2 separate regions of the Mus musculus genome follow, and region 1 is linked to region 2. A link is a loop called in an ENCODE intact Hi-C map of the cell type or tissue named here. Cell type or tissue: left cerebral cortex. All regions are shown on one strand.

What was found. A loop is a pair of places that touch in the nucleus more often than their neighbours do. Peaks named below come from ENCODE experiments on the same cell type or tissue, not always from the same donor. Only the 100,000 strongest peaks of a DNase experiment are listed, where the experiment ranks them.
Region 1: it touches region 2 in a loop (2.1-fold over the local background); 2 of 42 quality-filtered maps call a loop at or near these places.

What each region holds. Positions count from the first base shown.
Region 1 is chr11:41,648,119-41,650,618 of GRCm38, reverse strand. No RefSeq gene overlaps it. Among named protein-coding and RNA genes, the nearest start is that of A230004M16Rik, 61 kb to the left of the region's middle. In left cerebral cortex, no CTCF peak of the experiment used is centred here; a DNase peak (open chromatin) is centred at 1,341.
Region 2 is chr11:42,049,737-42,052,236 of GRCm38, reverse strand. No RefSeq gene overlaps it. Among named protein-coding and RNA genes, the nearest start is that of Gabrg2, 50 kb to the right of the region's middle. In left cerebral cortex, no CTCF peak of the experiment used is centred here; DNase peaks (open chromatin) are centred at 35, 476 and 1,104; H3K27ac peaks cover 609 bases.

The DNA.
Region 1 (2,500 bases), 400 kb after region 2:
ATCCCAACATGTAGTTTAACAATGTGCATCCTTTGATATAGTCTTTTTAATGAATTCACTGCTATAATGTGGATCATCATTGCTGAAGGTCAGTAATAAATCAAGCTTCTGGGTTATACTCAGAAGAAAAGTATATTTAAATAACCAAATAATTACTTACTGAATCCATAATTAGATTTGCTCTTCTTGACAATATACATTTTTGTTTTTAAAGAAAACACTGCAACAATGTATTACCTATGAAGAGCACGTCCCATGATAAGAAGTTTGAGAAATTGCAATGTAGTCTTTTCCTCTTTTTAAAAAGAGTTGATTATAGGTTCTTTACCAAGTACTGAGGCTTTAGCTGTGGGTAGTTGACTAGGATTTTGGTACTAGGCATGTTTTCTCTCTTGATGAACATGTCTTACGCTCAATTGCAGAGTTGTTGGTTACTGCTAAGGTATGTCGTCATTGCTGAACCTGTAGGGTTATCATTCATGATGGCTGTGGTTGCAGGTCATAGTATCATAGCTGGCTTGTCCTTATACCCACAGATAAGTGTTTCTCTCACTCCTCATCAAGTACATTTCTCTTTAATTTAGACCATTATAGAAAACCATAACTGATTGCGTTGCATAGTTATGAAGCCCAATAACAATGCATATATCTATAATTCAATTCCTGAACCTATGGATCAGGAAGCATCACATGATGCCTGGCAGGAAGATAGTAGAGCCTGAGTATCGTGAAATTTGCTGTAAGATTATATCTTCTAGTAGTTTTAGGAACTCCACCCATAAAATCTTACCAATGTTGGGGAAACTGTAAGAGGCCTCAGTATTCCACAAAGATCTACAGGCAATGAAGAAGTGATGAGAGGAAGAGAAATAATCTTTCCTGGGTAAGAGCACATCATTTGGTACTCCAATACCAAATAATCATCCCTGAAACACACACACACAAACACACACATGTAATATACCAACTGAATATGTTATATTTAGAAGTATATACATATATACATATTCAGCAACAGCACTTAATTTTAAAAGGGGCTGTTCATTTGAAAGGAAGATGGGGATATTTGAAGGGAGGAAAAGGAAAGAAAAAATGATGGACCTATATTACAATCTGTTCTTTAGAAGGAAAAAGCAAGAAGTTAATCGAGAAGGTGGGCAACTTGTACAGCTAGGCAACAGGAAGAGATTTAGAGGAGAAATCCAAGCTCCAAAGAGAGAGCTCCACATATTTCCCAGCCTGCCTTAGATTACTTAGGAAAAACTGAAGATTGAAATAGTCTCTGATTTCTGGTGTGTACATTCCTCCCTCTGTATGTATTAAACACAGCTGTCAGCATTCCCTAGGAGACAACTTTGCCTTTAAATTTCTGTGTTTGCCAGAAGCCAGTGGGCATCCAGTCATTTTTGCCAAGACTTTGGTCAGCCATGAGTTTCAGGCATCATAGTTGCTGCTAACAGCCATTCTGAATGCACTCAGAATAGCTCTCATCTTTGCAGCTATTAGTTTAAGGCACACTAAACCCTTTGGCTGTTGAGGTAGAATAGAAGATTGATTTACAAGCTGTTATCAAAAGAATTTCTTTTTTAAGTTCTCAATTCTTGAGAGACACTTGCTTAAAAATGAAGGCAATCAACCTTCCCAAGAGACTCAGTGGGGAGGCAAAACTCTTACAGGGAAAAAAAAAAACACAGGCTATGGCTTCATAAACATTCAATGTTCAAAAAAAAATCAATACTGTTAAAGCATGACTTGATCTTAAAATAGTATTTATTGTTTTTTACCAAATAAAGTAACTTTTGAAAGGCAAGCATAGTCACAATTTCAAAGACTTCTTTCATAAAATTTTATATTGGATCACTGCCACATCCTTAGAAAATACTGAGTTAAAGAAATAAAAAAAGTTCTAAATATCATATGTATCCCTCATTGTGTTCCAAAGTCACCAAAATTCTAGCTCTACAAATATATTCCCAACACTATTCCCTGGATGTCTTGGTTCTTGTTGTGAGGTATACAAGTGTGATTTTTCTATCCCTCTGTGACAGGCATGAGTCACTAGAAAGAGTTGAATTATTTCAAGTCATTCGTACATGTGGATTATTACATTCCAAAGAATATCTTGTTACTTTTTGTGTAGGGGTAAAATTTATACAATTTGAAACTTCAATTCACACAAATGGAACATTGTTTTGTATTTCATTATGTTATGGCAATGTATTACCCCATTTTGTAAAGTAATACATTGTCACTGCTCTATAAATATTGAATTTATCTCACAGAATCTATGGGTTCAAATCCTACCTCACATATTCTATAGCAACATGTCTATAAATACACTTCTTCTTAACATTAAAAGGAAATAATGATAAAGCCTGGACTTGATAAGTGAATGTAGCTAGAAGCTTCCCATTCATCCACAAGGGTGGCAAGGATTCACCTAAGACAATCGTGAGAATTTCCTCAGGAGTCAACATCCTAACTGTCATAGCCTCAGCTA
Region 2 (2,500 bases):
TGAACGTGTAATGAAAACGTGAGGAGTAAATCTTTGTAGCTGCTCGTCACCTTGTCCTCACTTTCTGCTGCTTTCAATGTCTGGTTGACAGGTCCTAGAGTCTCTAGCAAGTTCCTTCTTCAGACTTCTGTCTCTGGATTACACACTTCTACTGACAACCCTAGTTCAGGTCTTTTAGAGGTTTGCCATTTTAAACACTTCTTATGGCTCGTTTATTTTCTTTCAATTATATTATTACCTGTTATTTTGTGATAGACACACAAGTATTAAGTGTTAGAGTTTAAAAAACTAATTTTGTTACATTAAATTCCACTCTTAGTTTCTTACTTTTGAAAGTAGCTTTCTTTTTCCTCCCTCCCTCCCATCTCACTCAGCACAGCTCCCAGGGAATGCAGCATCTCATGACTGGATTGTCACTACCATGATAAATAAAGCAAACTTCTTATTTCAGTCTCTTCTTTTCATAGAACATTCCAAACTTCCAATTGAAATACCCAAAATAGATGTTCAAAAGTACACTGTGGAAAGTGCCTAAGATACTCTGCTTCCTGAATTAAACAATCCTACTTACTTGTAAGTCCTTTTAGGGCATCAGGAACCATTTTGTTGTTGTATCCAATGTCAAAACTAGTCTAGTATTCCAGTCTCCTTTCCTGAAACATTCGCAGAGACAGGTCAAACTTCACTATCTTTATTTTCTTTTTGAAATCCACTGAATGCCCCCAAATTAAACGCAACATCTTTAAAAATCTATATCTAGAATAGGAAGGATATGCAATACACAACAATGTTACTTACATATGTTTCTCTTAGGAAAATGAGATTGTACGGAGCACTTAACAACCTATTTTTGCCATTTACCTTTTAGTTGGCTTTACCTTATTGTTTTTAATAAGAATGTATTGCTTTTAAAATTCAGTGAAGAAAAATGACTATATTCTTAGTTGTCTGTCGAATTTTCTCTTCCATTTTGGTATCAGGACTTTTCAAAGTCTGAGCATGTTACTGACAGAATAAATGACTCTATCCCCATCTGCTTTGTACTTGGTGTGACCATATGATATGGTTATTGCCAATGCAGTGTAAGACGAAATAGTCCAGAAAGTCATCTCAATTTGAACTAAATTCAACTTTGAAAAGATTTCTTTTCCTTCTATCTTCTTCTTTCGTGGGATGAATTTCCTGGATAACTTGAGCCCTGGATGATTGGTTCATAGCTGTGAAACAATAAGCTTTAAAATTGCACAACTCAGATTGGAAGTAGATCCTTTACACACAGTTAAGTCTTGATGTGACTGCTGTTCTGCCTGACAAAGTCTCTGCAATATCACCAAAGACCTGGAGTCATAGACTGAACCCTCTCCACAACTGACATTTTGAGAAAATAAATCGTTTTTGATCTCCAGGTTCTGGGGATAATATCTAACAGTAATAAAGACTTTATTGTAATTTATAAAAGTAATACTATTCTTTCAGAGATGTTATATTTTAATCATCATAAAACAATGTGATTGAGTGTGCATGAATTTGTGCGTGTGTGTTTAAGTGGAGGTTTCTCTTCTTGAAAGACATCCACTTATCCTAATAGTTATCCACATAACCAGTTGTTGTTTTTAATAAAGAGGATGTTGGGTTTGGGGTGTTTTTTGTTTGTTTACTTTTTTGAACCACTGATAAGCAGGAATATCTTGTTTAGAACGCAGCTTAGATATCTCTCAACAGTTAGTAACTCCTTCCTAGTGGCCTAGATAATGTTCACTTTCCCTATTAGGGTGCACTGTGACAATCCTCATAGATGATATTCCCTGAAGTGTGATATGGGTGCACCAACTCCATTAGTTCCTTGACTTGATTTGCTATTGCTAATTAATTCAGAGTCTACATTTCTTTGCCCAAGGTCCCACCAAAATTCCTAACAGGGACTTTTCATTCCAATGTATTTATCGTCCATTTTGCCTCACAGATAGAGAAAAAATATGCTGTGTTTGTTTATTTTCTCCCAAATACTTTATAGTGTAAGCTTTTGTTTTCATGACTCATCTTACTGAATTCTAAATTAGCAAGGTAATACAAATTCAGAAACATTCTATTATCTTATGTTCCAAAATGCTTTAAGATATTTAAGGTCATATTTTTTGGTTTTAATCTTTGTTCTGTCCAAGTTATTTATCATTTTAGTTTACTTTAGTGTAAATAGTAAGTGCTACAAATAGAGATGTTGTTGATAGAGAATGATATCTCCAAATGTTTTTATACAAAAGTATTTCAACACGGTATATTGAAATAAAATATTTCTGTGTACTAGAAAAATATCACAATTAACGTTACGTGTCCATGAAATATAACCACAATTCTAAGAAGCTATGGGCTTTGTGTTTCAATCTCTGTTGCTCTTTGCAGCTTGCTATACAACTGAATAGTAATTAAAGTGGAATTCCTTTCCTTCTATCAATCCAGAGACCATTGCAGAAAGTACCTGGTGAAATTTCTAATGCATTGT